2 separate regions of the Homo sapiens genome follow, and region 1 is linked to region 2. A link is a contact called in ENCODE Hi-C or POLR2A ChIA-PET data. All regions are on one chromosome and are shown on one strand. The core of a region is the stretch at or near the end of the contact, and the rest is flanking DNA. Distances in the headings are between cores, read along the strand shown. Region 1 overlaps STXBP4 (syntaxin binding protein 4). Region 2 holds the start of COX11 (cytochrome c oxidase copper chaperone COX11).

What was found. A loop is a pair of places that touch in the nucleus more often than their neighbours do. ChIA-PET counts read pairs that join two places held with the same protein, here RNA polymerase II (POLR2A). Pooled maps may share reads with other maps.
Region 1: a loop to region 2 is called in a pooled map, with 9 times the contacts of the local background. The contact joins the enhancer-like site here to the promoter of COX11 in region 2. A Hi-C loop is called at or near these places in 2 of 37 single-sample maps with no recorded cell type and 10 of 50 pooled maps. POLR2A ChIA-PET finds 5 or more read pairs at or near these places in 2 of 52 experiments (GM10248 and GM12878).

What each region holds. Positions count from the first base shown.
Region 1 is chr17:55,087,411-55,094,170 of GRCh38, reverse strand. All of the region lies in intron 16 of STXBP4 (syntaxin binding protein 4), which reads right to left. It overlaps LOC107985002 (a long non-coding RNA gene), which reads right to left. Exons shown (of 2, transcript XR_001752943.2): 1 at 1,497-6,760; 2 at 1-365. Among named protein-coding and RNA genes, the nearest start is that of STXBP4, 120 kb to the right of the region's middle. RefSeq lists an enhancer at 3,928-4,027. Within about 2 kb of position 3,755, at least 3 of the 41 ENCODE cell types and tissues checked have a DNase peak (open chromatin) inside an H3K27ac peak, as active enhancers do.
Region 2 is chr17:54,965,860-54,973,373 of GRCh38, reverse strand. It overlaps COX11 (cytochrome c oxidase copper chaperone COX11), which reads left to right and starts at 4,720. Exons shown (of 4, transcript NM_004375.5): 1 at 4,720-5,093. The coding sequence starts at 4,728. STXBP4 (syntaxin binding protein 4) reads right to left here and starts at 4,609. Exons shown (of 18, transcript NM_178509.6): 1 at 4,559-4,609. RefSeq lists enhancers at 4,292-4,341, 4,422-4,521, 3,752-4,700, 4,702-4,781, 4,792-4,851 and 1 more.

The DNA.
Region 1 (6,760 bases), core at 2,506-5,005, 120 kb before region 2:
TTTTTCCTGTCCCTCAAGTATGTCAAGTTTGTTCCTATCTCACAGCATTTGTACTGGGCCTGAAAGGTCCTTCCCATAGTTTTTGTTCCTGGCTGAGTCTGGGATGCAATGTTACCTCTTCAAAGAAGACTTATTTGTCAATTAATCTAATGTAGCATCTCCACTTACTCATCTTTCCTAATACATAATCTGGTTTTATTATGTGCATAACACTCATCACTGTCTACAATTACGTTTTCTATTTATTTGTGAACTTGCTTGTCCATCTCTGCCCACTACAATTTACCTAAGCAGCTTGATAGCAAGGGCCTTGTTTGTGTTGTTATCCTAGGGTCTGGCCCATTGTAGACACTCAACAAATAGTTCTGGAAGGAAGGAAATAATGAATGTAAATCATTACCTTTTCTTAAGCGATATGTTTTTCTCTTTAACTCATTTTTTCTGGAAATAAAATTGTACTAGGAAAAGAATTATTTCTCTTGTTGCTGGCAATAATTTGCCAACTTAAAACTCCCAAGATTAAATTTGATATATTTTCTTAATGGAACCTTACAACAGTGACCTACTTTCAGTTTGAAACAACACAGGAGAATATGTGAGTTCGCCATTTCCTTGAATGGCAAAATGCCACAAATATTTGTTGTGGTTATTATCTGGCTTTGAATAATCAAGTCACCAGAGAACAGGGCTGTTTTACAAAAACAGGTAAAATTTCTCTCAAGTGACACAGAATCATATAATAAGCTATTATCTAATGCTTGGAACATCACCCCAATTCTAGGAGAAGAAATAGCATAATTACTTTGTGTAGAGGAAAATACCATAATGTCCATTCTAAATATTAATAGTATAGCTGACTTTCATTAAAGAAACACAGTTTTGGCTGGGTGCGGTGACTCATGCCTATTATCCCAGCACTTTGGGAGGCCGAGGGGGGCAGATCACTTGTGTGTGTTCAAGACCAGCCGGGCCAATGTGGCAAAACCCATCTCTACTAAGAATACAAAACTTAGCTGGGCATGGTGGAGTACACCTGTAATCCCAGCTACTTGGGAAGCTGAGGCACGAGAATCGCTTGAACCCAGGAGGCAGAGGTTGCAGTGAGCCGAGATTGCGCCACTGCACTCCAGCTTGGGCAATAGAGAGAGACCCTGTCTCCAAAAAACAAAAAACAAAAAACAAACAAAAAACAAAAAACAAAAAAAATGTTTTTTTGTTTAATAAATTCATGCTTCTTAATAAATATATGCTCTGGGGGAAATGAGGAAAAGAATGATGAATGTCTGAGGTCCAGAATAAGTAGAATGAGAAGACGCCATATCAAGTCTAAGCTTTAGCTCCTAAAGAAGGGAAGAATTTAAAAGATAAATCCCATCAAGGCCTTTAAAATGTTACAGTACTGCCTTTCCCCTTTTTCTCATAAAACCTTTTCTAATCTGCTTAAGTAACTTCTAATTAGCTTCAGATGTAACAGAAAAAAGGCAGCTACTACTCACATTCTTCTTAAAAGGTAATATATTGCTGATTTCAGATAGGAACATCTGAAGTGATGCAGGAGACTTGCACAGACAAATACATGCAATCAGATGGTCACTGCTTGACAGTCTTATTTTTCAATTGGTTGAGTAAAAATAACATAGTTATTGAATCAACCTGTAAAAGTTGAACATCCATTTCTTTTGTTGCCTAAAATAATATGCCAAAGATTTTTCAGAGTAATGAGACCTACTAAATTACATGGTTGTTAATAAAATACAAAATCATAATCTTTCTTTACTGAGAGAAATTAGGACTTTTTTTACTGTTAATAGAAATATTTTCAAAATGTTATGTATTTCATTTCATTTATTTATTTATTGTTATTTCAATAGTTTTGGGGGAACAGGTGGTGTTTGGTTACATGGATAAGTTCTTTAGGTGTGATTTCTGAGGTTTTGGTGCAGCCATCACTTGAGCAGTGTACACTGCACCCAATGTGTAGTCTTTTATCCCTTAACCCCCTCCCAGCCTTCCTACTAAGTCCCCAGAGTCCATTGTGTCATTCTTAGTCTTTGCGTCCTCATATCTTAGCTCCCACTTATAAGTGAAAAGATAATGATGTTTGGCTTTCCATTCCTGAGTTACTTCCGTTAGAATAATGGTAACATCCATATTTTTGATATTACAGGTTGAGTACCCTTATCTGAGATGCTTGGACCAGAAGTATTTTGGATTTTGGAATACTTGCATATACATAATGAGGTACCTTAGGAATGGGACCCAAGACTACAACATACAATTCATTTGTTTCATAAGCACCTTTTACACAGCTTTTATAGAATATTTGTAACAATTCTGTGCGTGAACCAAATTTGTGATCATTGAACCATCAGAAAGTAAAGGTGTCACTATTCTGGTCACAATTCTGTGCGTGAACCAAACTTGTGATCATTGAACCATCAGAAAGTAAAGGTGTCACTATTCTGGTCACCCATGTGGACAATCTGTGGTTGTTTGGCATCACCATCATGCTTGCTCAGAAAAAAATATATCAAAGCTGAAGTGGGCTGGGAGGGTGTTTTGTTTTGTTTTGTTAGTTTTTTTTCTCTTGGGGACGCTGAATAAACTGTGTTATGCTCCTGTGTTTTGACTACCACCCATCACATGAGGTCAGGTGTGAAATTTTCCACTTCTGGGGCCATATCTGCACTCAAAAGTTTTGGATTTTGGGGCATTTCAAATTTGGGATTTCAGATTTGGGATGTTCAATCTGTATAAGAAATGCAGTAATAAAAATACATGTATATACTTATACACATCTTTTTTGCAAAAAAAATAGTAACAGGTGGGATTATTGAGTGAGAATATATGACCATTAAAAACATTTTAACTTTCAAAAAAACCTTCCAAATGGATATTTAAAAAGCTCTTGATATATACTGCAAAACGGATTCCCAAGGATGTCATGCCAATTTATATTCCCCACCTGTAGTGGATGAAATGTTTACTTTCAACTTTAATTAGTGGCAGGCCCAGATGGCTCATAAACTGGAGGGATTTTTTAAAATGCCTAATACATGAGCAATTTAAGAAAATAAAGTATATTCTCTACAGAAGGATTCCCGCTCCTTGCTTCCTTTGCTTAGGCATCATTTAGGGCCTCTTGGGTGTAGAAACCTTAGCTCCAATTGCTGATCTCAATTCTGTGAAATCTCTGAAGCTTAAAATCCTACTTATCATGATAGTTTCATATTGTTTCTGATGCAGGGTGATATTCCTTTCTTGTTTTTTATCTAAACACACACACACACACACACACACACACACACACACACAGACACACACACACACACACAATTTAAAATGTCATTTCTATGTGTAAGAGCAGAATGGGAAGGTTTTAGCATGAGATCCCTCTTCTATCTTGATCCTGAAGTCCACTATGAATCTTGAGAGCTGTATTTCCTGGCTTTATTTGTGGACCTTTTCACAATCATATATTTATATGTATATGTATGCATTTGTTTATAAGAGCTAGAATAGCCTGAATGAGATGTGTGTGTATATATACACATTATATATGTTATACATTTTTATTCATAAAAGCTTGAATTTAGAGAGCTCTCTACTCAGAACTGGTTTTTGACCTTTTAAAGAATGTGTAGACCCTTTGATTGCCCTAAAATTTGACCAAATTGTTGTTGGAATTACCCTCTCAAACCTCTGGGTGAAATGTACCTTTGCATTGTGAGTTTAAGGATGACTCAGCAGTCTGAGTGGGGTGAAAAGTGACTTAGAACAAGAGGTGGCTGCGCAGAGTGATGTGGCTTTTGGTGCTGAAGCTGTCGTGCCAACTCCTCTTACATTTAAAGCTTCCTGTATGCCCCAGTGTCTGTCAGATCTAAAGTGTGTCTCCACTTTCTAAAGGATCAAGCCCCAGTTGTCCTTCTGCTTGACAAATAATCTGTGTGAACCTGAGGATTTCAACAAATGCCACTGACTCACTAAGATAAAAAAGAGTGAAAAGAGATCGTCTGCCCCCTACCCCCAGCCTGTCTTTGACTTTATTCATTACTCCTTCAAATCAGAACATATTAAGAGTGTCCTCCTGCCAGGGTTCCTGCCAGTCAGTTATTCCCACAATCGTTACTGTTGTTTAGCAGTGGGAGTAACAGGTTGGCCCTTCCTGCTTTCCATCCATGTGGTCCTATCTCTCCTATATTAAAAAGATTTTAGGATTCACCTGTAACAGCTAGTGCTTTTGAAGATTTTTGCCCTATTTTGTATTCTAGTTATCATTTCCATGAGGCCTGAAGGAAGGTAGTTAAAGGCCTGTGCTTATGCTGTCAATTTAACAAGAAGTCAATATATTCTCTTTTTATTAAAGACCTCATATGGGTTACCTGGCCAGATTTTTTCTTATTATGCATTTCTAAAGATAGAACTGCCTCTTTATGCTTTTGTTACATAATCATTTTGTCAATCTATATGTCAGTTAAACAGAAATTGCAGTTCTGAACATGTAGTTCAAAACTATTTTATTTCAAATAGAAACTACACAAAGGCATTATAATGATATAGAACATGTAAATATAAGGAGATCAATAGAAGCATCTCCAGGGGTTCCAATACTGATTAAAAATGCCTATTCTGTTTTCAGACTGTTTTCACTGTGAATAATGACAGAACAGACAAAAGTTTCCTCACAGTTAGCAATAAACAACTGAAAGATAAGATGCTGATTAAGACATTTAGCCACAGTTTCCGGTGACAATTACATTCTAACACAACATCAATAATAACATTAAATGATACATATTATGAAAAGCTCTCATCTACCATATTTTCAAATGTATCCAAGTTGAAAGAAGCTTTAGACAATAATAATTTAATACCTACCACAGCGAGAAAGTAAAATTAAATTAATTACTTTAAATAACAATAATGTGGCACCAGCAGTAGTCATGGCAGTGGCAGCAGCAGCAACAACAACAACAACATCCATACAGGGAACATCTTACCCTACCAGAGGCTCTTTTGGGAATTTCATATGTACTACATTTAATCTTTCAATCCTGCCACTTTGATATTATGAGATCCACTTTTTATATGCAAAAACAGACCTAGAAATTAAGCAATTTGGCCAATGAAATTGGATGAACAATTGGGGTGCTCTGTGGAGCATCTCTAAGGAACATCAGAGATTCTGTGGAGCATTGTTTACATGTATTCAAACTGCTGCTTCCTTCCAGGCTGCCTCTATGATTTACACACTTCTCTACTGTTAGAGGTATTCTGGTGAGGCTGGGATGGCCATGTATGCAATGATGTGGAAAGCATTCATGTTCCTTATACATGGGAGAGTCCTAGGTCGGGGTTCATAAATACTCTGAAAATGGATCCAAAATGTGTATAATCTCACATTTCTGGGAAGAAGATTTTCATCAGATTTCAATGGAGTCCACAATCCAGGAAAGCTTTAGAATTGTCTTCTAGGCCTGGCACGGTGGCTCACGCCTGTAATCCCAGCACTTTGGGAGGCTGAGGCAGGTGGATTACCTGAGGTCAGGAGTTTGAGACCAGCCTGACCAACATGGTGAAAACCTGTCTCTACTAAAAATACAAAAATTAGCCAGGTGTGGTGGCAGGCACCTGTAATCCCAGCTACTCAGGAGGCTGAGGCAAGGAGAATTGCTTGAACCTGGGAGGCGGAGTTTGTGGTGAGCCAGGATCACATCATTGTACTCCAGCCCGGGCAACAGAATTGTCTTCTAGATATTCCTTAGAGCCTGGTTTTAAGCTGTAAGAGCCAATAAATCTTATCCTTCAGCTTTCTGAGAAAATCCCATAGTATAACATCCTAGAGAACACTTATATTAAGAAGAAAGTAGAGGCAATTACCCAAGTAAAAATTTCAAATTGTAACTTGAAATAACCAGATAGCCAAGGCAAAGAAAGAAAATGAGGGAGGGGTTGTGGCTGAATTATCTACCTCATGGTAGTAATTTTGTTTTCCATGCAGAAAAAGCTGCTGCTTAAAGAGAAAGAAAATCAGCTGAATTTAATCTGAATTATTAAACTTGAAAAGCTATGTCATACAAATTTATAAAAAGTACTGGCAAAATGTGCCAACATTAGCAATTATATTTCTAAATAAAAGGACAACATAGATTTGCTAGTTTTAAACATCAAAGCATAACCCTTGCAAGAGGTAATACCTCTATAAGGAAAACTATAAAATGCTCATGGGAAAACTACAAAATGCTCATGGAAGAAACTGAAGAGGCTATAAACAAATGGAAGGATATCCCATGCTCACAGATCAGAATAATTATTAATAGTACTGTTAAAATAACAATACTACCCAAAGCAATCTACACATTCAATATAATACCCATCAAAATACCAATGACATTCTTCACGGAAACAGAAAAAAATTCTAAAATTTTAATGGAACCACAAGAGACCCTGAAGAGCCAAAGCAAACCTGAGCAAAAACAACAAAGCTGGAAACATCACACTACCAGACTTCAAAATATACTACAAAGCTGCAGTAACCAAAACAGCATGGGACCGGCCTAAAATCACACAGACCAATGAAACAGAATAGACAACCCAGAAATTAATCCACATATTTACAGCCAACTGATTTTTGACAAAGGTGCCAAAAGCATTGGGAAAGGATAGTCTCTTCAACAAACGGTACTGGAAAAACTGGATATCCATATGCAGATGAATGACCCTATACAAAAATCAACTCAAAATGAAGCAAAGACCTAAA
Region 2 (7,514 bases), core at 3,471-5,970:
AAAAGTAAAGAAATATTTCCTAATATAGAAAAGAAAGGCTTCAGTGTTTTTGTTGTTGTTTTGTTGTCATCCGTTGCAAAGCTGCTTTCTACAAGACGCAGTAAAAATAGCAAGTTGTAAGGAGTCAGAAAAAATCCAGGCTTAAACTCCAGCTCTGCCACTACCCAACCGATTAGGCTTGGACAAGTTAACTCATCATTCTAAGCCTGCTTCCCCTATCCATGCGCTGAGCTTGGGAAAAGGGTAGGTGAAAGGGCCTATGTGTCTAGAACCAAACTTCCTAACTGGCCTTTCCTCCTTCCTCCTACCCTTTCTAAAATGTCTGGAGCTGAACTTCCTAAATACACTTTTCTCTTTCTTTCTTCCTCGTCACTTTTGTCTTGCTGAGTGTTTGGATGGTGTCCAGTGGGCAGCATATTTAATACTCAGCTTTGGGCTGACATACCAGGCAGAGATGAATTCACTTTTCTAGGGCCAAGCTTTCAGCCACAGTAATTTGCTTACATATGGGGGGAATTGAGCAAGTAAGTACATACACTGAAGATAAAGGTAGCCAGATTTCCTGCTGTTGAACACACATATGCACACTTGTTTATACACAAAAATTTTCTAGGGTCTCTGCTGAGAGAGGCTAGTAATGAACACTTCTAGTGCTCAGAGTTTTTTCTAAATGCCACTTTCCACTAAAGAAACCAAAATTCGTGGCAGAGAAGGCTGATTCCAAGGCAGGTCAGGAAAATACAAGATAAGCATGGCACATTGTAGTGCCAGAAAATAAGGAAGTGATGAAAGAATGATGGAAACATGTCATAAAGGGGCTTCTATTGGCTAAGTCTAAGAAAATTTGAAATCAGAATTAAAAAATAATAGTAATAAATTGATTAAAATTTGAAGTCATGAGTCTATATTGATGTAAACGAATAAACAAGAAATATATGGTATAGCAAGGAAAACCCTACCTTACAGTAAAATGCCAACTAATAAATCTAGAAGGACTGATAACATTAGAAAATTGTCATTTGGCATCCATCACAGTGATAACAGATTCAAACAAGAAGCATCAATGGAGAAATCTGGCAGGAGAAAATATGATGAGAAACAGAATATTTACAGTCTCAAAGCTTCTCCCTACAAAACACAAAGATTCTCCCCACAAAACACACATTGCCTATTAATTTATGAATGTGACATATTTGCTAATTCACCTTGTAACAGAGAAACCTGGCAGACCCAATCTTAAAGAAACAGAAGTTAACATCATGAAACCACGGAATAAATTGAGATCATGTGATGCCTAAGAGGACTCACTGATTGAAGCACAGCATCTCCTCTAAGATATTCCTGTCAAGGGGTCACAAACATGAGGAAACATCAGACAGACCTATATTGAGGCACATTTAATCACGTAACCAGCCTGTATTCCTCAAAAATGTCAAAGTCATGAAAGATAAGGCTGGGTGCGGTGGCTCATGCCTGTAATCCCAGCACTATGGGAGACCAAGACCACCTAAGGCCAGGAGTTTGAAACCAGCCTGAGCAACCCAGCAAGATCTTGTCTCTCAAAAATAAAAATAAAAATAAAAATAAAAAAGGAAAGAAAAAGACAAGAAAAGACTGGCAACTATTCCAGATTGAAGAAGACTGAAGAGGCATGACAACTAAAATCAACGAGTAATCCTGGATTAAATCCTAGATCTAAAATGGAAATGATTGGGACAAATGGGGTAATTTATGTAGAGTCCATGAATAACATGATGTAAAGAATTTAATATATATCCCCCAAAATCCATATGTTGAAGCCCTAACCCCTCAATGTAGCTGTATTTGGATTAGGAAGTAATTATGGTTGAATGAGGTCATAAGGGTGGGAACCTGATCTCATGGGATTGGTGTCCTTATAAGAGACATAAGAGCTCATTTACTCCAATCTATGTAAGGCCACAGCAAGATGGTAGATGTCACAAGCCAGGGAGACCCCTCACCAGGAAGTGAATCAGTTGATACATTGATCTTTGACTTTCCAGCCTTCAGCACTTTGAGAAACAAGTATTTCTGTTGTTTAAGCAACCAGTCTGTGGTATTTTGCTATTGGTAGTCCAAGCTGACTACATATGGTAATACTGGATAAATATTAACTTACTGATTTTGATGCCTGCTCTGTGGTTTGGAAGGAGAAAGTGTTCTTGTAATAGGAAATAAACAAGTAAGTATGCAGATAAAGACTGAAGAATCTTTATCATTCTCTAATCTTGGTGAAGGGTATACAAGAAATTTGAGTACTATTATGTTGCAGAAATATTTTAAATTGTTTAATATGTTTGTTAATTGGACATTGAACTAAATTATGTTCTACACATTTCATTCAAAATATAAGTAAAAAACCAAAATATTTAGTTGTCATTCAGAAGTATTTCATAAACATGAACTGTCATTTCACATTATCATACTAAGATCAGATACAATGCATATTTTCTTTTATTAAAGTAGAAAGCTACAAAGACCAACACCACTTCATTGCTATCAATATCACTGTACATAAGAGTTTCATTTTGCAATTATTATACAAAAAATGAAATACTGGAGTCCAAGACAAAGACTGTATACTGACATATATTTATACTGCTACCTGGAGCTACAAAGAAGGGGTGCCTGGAGAAACAGAATGGTGAGTGGAAATGTACTGTTGGTATCAAGGATTTCAGTCTATGCTGTAAGAAAATTAAACTTTGAGAAATCTCATCCTAGAAGAGCTGAGAATCTGGTACAAGAACCAAGGTGCATGCAGATGAAAAAGATTTTCAAACACTGTCATCACACAATATGAATAAATTTGTAGAATCATGGAGACCTGAAATTTTTGAGACAGTATGCCAGAGTATAGAAAGAAGTCAGAAGGTATTTATATTTTATTGGTTCTGCAATTTTCTGGCCCTGTGACCACAAGTTAATCAATTACTCACTCAAGGTGACCATCATCACTCATGTGGACTACTGCAATTGCTTCCTAATTGTTCTACTTCCATTCCTCCCCCTACCTTTAATCCATTCTCCACAAAGTAATCAATATCTTTTCAAAAATGTGAGTCAGATCACATCACTTGTATGTGTCAAACATTCCAATAGCTTCCTATTACTTTTAGAATAAAATCCAAACCCTTGGACATGGCTTAAAAGGCTGGTATTACCAGGCCTTTGTTACCTGTTCTGACCCCATTTCCTACCACTTTCCACTCTGCTATGTTGGGAACACAGTGGCCTTCTTTCTGTTCTTCAATCATTCTATCTCTTTCCTTCCCCTGGGCCTTTGCTTGGCCTGGAATTGTTATTGAGTAGGTAGCTCCTTATCATCGTTCAGATCTAAACTCAAATGTCACCTCTTCAAAACGTCCTTACTTTACTACCGCTTCTCATGACTGTCAATCATACTATGTTATTACATTGTCTTCACTGCACTGATTGTTATCTGAAATTCCCTTATTTCGGTAACTGTTACTTGATTATTTTCTGAGTCCCTCAGCAGAAAGGACACTCCATCACTGAAGTGATCTCCCGACTTGTTCTGTGCTATAGTGCCAGCAGGTCGATTGGTGTCAGGCCCACAGTTGAGAGGGCAATAAATAAATAAAATGTCGAATGACTAGTTAAAATTTCTCAGGCCTCCAAGTTCCTCATCCACATAGTGGGGATAATTATACCTGCTCTGGCCATTAGAAATGGCCACGTAGCAAGTAGAAATACAGCCTAACTTTTAACTACATTCTTACTATGCCTCAGTCATCATGAAAGACGTTATATGAATATTATTCATTTACTGTTCTGATTTCCATTTTACAAGTAAGGACACCAGGTCTTAGAGGACAAGTAACTGACCTAAGGGCACAGGGCCATGGTGAGGACCCGGGTAAAAATCCAGAACCCCCTAACCTCAGAACCTGAGCTCTTAACTGCTATTTTATAGTTTCTAGAAAGATGCTTCCTTCTAACACAGTAAAATCCGCTATGCTGTCTGCCCCCCTCGAGTTCGTCCTGTGGGACAACTGAAGAAAGCTATTACATCCTCCCACGGGGTTCGTTTCTTTCAGTCTCTCCTTAAATGGCCCTCCTATCCTGGTCACTCTCTCCAGAACAAACTTCAGCGTGACAGCCTCCCTCCTGCTCCAGCTGTGGTGCTTTCCACTGGGCAAGTTGTAAGGGGCATCAGAGCAGGGGAAGCCGACTGCCCACGGGCTGAGAAAATGCAGGTGTCGTGGGTGCCCATGAGGGCTGCGGTTAACACAGCAAGGCTTCCTGAGAGAGGTGATACTTGAACTAAGTCCAGGGCAGTGAGCACAGGAGCCAGCGGCCAAGGGACCCCAGGAGAAAAGACCGCGGGAGAGCGTCGCCGGGGCTGCCGGGTCGAGACAAAGGCTGGTGGAGTTTAAATAAAGATCACAGGCGCAACCCCAAGTGATGGCAAGCTTGCACGCGGACGGGCGAAACGCATTTTCCTAAATGTTAAGAGACGTTCTGGCGAGAAGCGAAGTGGGAGTAACAGTCACAAAGCAAAACGCAAACTTACCCGTAATCTGGCAACCCGGCCTCCGTAGCCCGACTGCAAGCGCTGCCACCTGAGGAGCCTGGTAGCCAAGGCAGCGGCAGGCTCAACCCAGATCTCGCGAGACGGAGCACGCCTCGCGAGATTTGACCTCTCGTCCCTGAGAGGCGGGTGGGTGTTAGTTCAGAGGGTTATGGGAGGGCTCTGGCGTCCTGGATGGAGGTGCGTTCCTTTCTGTGGCTGGCGCTGGATCCACCCTGGGTCTCCAACCAGGGCTGCAGAGAGGGTAGAGCCGTTTCTTAGGCCAGAGTGGAGTGGGACAGGAGGTGCCGAGAGAGGACTGAGGTGGCTTGGGACATGGAAGCGCTGCAGCCTTCGAGCCCGGCATCCAGCATTGCAGCCGCCGCGGCGGCCTAAGAGCTCGAACCCTTTCACACGCGCGCAGGAGGAGGAGCGGCGGCGGCAGAACAAGACGACCCTCACTTACGTGGCCGCTGTCGCCGTGGGCATGCTGGGGGCGTCCTACGCTGCCGTACCCCTTTATCGGCTCTATTGCCAGGTAGGGGCCGGCGCCGCCCGCAGGGTGGCGCAGACGCGAGAGGTGGGGGTGCAAGACAAATCCCGGGACAAGCCCTCGCTCTGCGGGTCGTAGGTGGAAGAGGTTTCCGATATTATCTACCTAAGAGGAGAGAGGTTCAAAACAGTCACTTAACACCCAAAGTCACCAAAGAAATTGGTGACAAAACTGCAAGTAGCATCCAGTTCTTAGTGATTGTGCTTATACCATGCTGCAGAGTGAAACCCCTGATCTATGAACTGCACCTCGCCAAAAAAAAAAAAAAAGGTCCGCAGCCTCTAACCGGGTATCTAGCAGTCTGCCTTACCCTCCTGCGCACACACGCTTTTAAAATGTATTATTCATACATTCACTCTGCAAACCACATGTGGTTTATGTGCCAAGGGTAACTCTGGAAATTGGACTACTCGTGTTTCTTGGGCTTAAACTGGGATTAGCAGTTCCTCCGTACAAAGAGGCATGAATTAGGCCTTTGAGGCTCTCTCGCCCCACCCCTGTTAATATATAACTGTAATGTACTTAACCTGGAAACTGTTAAGTACATTGCAACGGTTCTGGGAGTGTGGCGCCCAGGACCGGCAGCATCAGCATCACCCGGGAACCTGTTAAAAGTGCAAATTCTAGGGCCCGACTCCAGGACTGAGTCAGAAACACGGGGTGGGGGGGTGGGGCGGGGAGAAGAAGGGGAGTGGGACCAGCACTCTATATTTTAGTTAAGTCCTGTAGTTGATTTTGAGGGCAAGTTTTGAGAACCACAGGCAAAGACAAGTTTCACGTATTTTAGAGATTTCTCCTTTGTTCTTAGCTAATAATTTGCAGCTTTGGCTGGCCATTAGGATCACCTATGGAGCTTAACGTTAAATACACGTTCCAGGGATCCCCTACCCCAGAGATTCTGGTTAGGAAGTCTAGGGTAGGGACAGGAATTTCGGTTTAAAAATCATGCCACAAGTGATTCAGTAAGTGTTTAAGATAGTGGCTCCCAAAATTCATTGTACAGCAACATTGGGAATCACCTGGACAGCTTCTAAAAATCCACACACATTACCCATTTTATCACAAGGCCACAGTGGGAACCAGGCATCAGTAATTGTCAAGTATGTTTTAGGTGATTCCAGCGTGCAGGAAAGTTTGGGAATTGTTTTTTTAACACCATGACTGGTATTCTTAGCTGGAGTTCACTCTTTCCGTGTGTGTGTGTGTGTGTGTGTGTGTGTGTGCGCGCGCGCGCACGTTTATTTATTTAAATTTGTAGAGACGAGGTCTCCCTATGTTGCTCAGGCTGGTCTCAACTCCTGGGCTCAAGTGACCCTCCTGCCTTGGCCTCCCAAAGTGCTGGGATTACAGGCGTGAGCCACCATGCCCGTGGAAATCAATTTACCTTTCTTTTAGATGATGAAGCAGAAGACAAAAGGACTTTTCTTTTCTGGCATAGTCTCCTAATGCCAGCATTTATGTGGGAATGTGCAATAGTTGATTTTGAGGATGAGTATAGAATGTGAATTACTTTTCATCAGAGACCAAGCCCAAGCATGAATTCTAAAACTACCAGTTGGTTAAATCATAAGCAGAACTGAATCCAAATCAGCAAATCTAGATCCTTCTCAGACCGCCAGGAGATTTTTGCCCCTCAGGGAACATTTAGCGATGTGTGAAGACATTTTTGGTTGTCACAACATGGAGGTGGGGGTATAGGGTGCTACTGGCATCTAATAGGTAGAGGCTAGGAATGCTACTAAATAACCAACAAAGCACTGCCTCACCCCCAAACAACAAAAAATTATTCAGCCCAAAATGTCCATAGTTCTAAGATTGAGAAACCCTGCCCCAAACTGAAATAACTGATAATATTGCGTGTGAAATGTGCCCACATGCAATCATAGATCAGGAAGCCAAATGTAATTTGTAATCTATCAGGTTCTTAGAGCTAGTAGCACAACTAGAATAGAGACCAGGACATCTTTTTAGTGCTGTTTTCTAGTCTTTTTGTCTATTTTACTTTAGGCATTGAACTTAGAAATTTGAACCCATATTCAAAGACTATATTGGAATCTTTATTGAGGGAGGACACTTAAAAGTATTTTTATTTAAGTGACTTAAATTTTTTAGTAAAAGAAGTTACATCTTAAACACAGCACTCAGGCAGAAGGATAAACAAGGATAAAGGCTTGCCCTCTGATGCATCTTTTAGGGATATAATGTAATTCAGTAATGTTGCATGGCAGTCAAATGAAGTTAGTTGACTTGCGTAACAAACAGAGAATGCTAAAACACTGTATCTTGCTGGGAGTCTTCCCCTAGCCTCAAATTTGTTTTTTGTTTTTTCTTCCTAGCATAGTAACAGGCAAATTATCCAGAAATCAGAATTCTGGCAACCTCAAGTATCAGAAGAAAGATGACCTT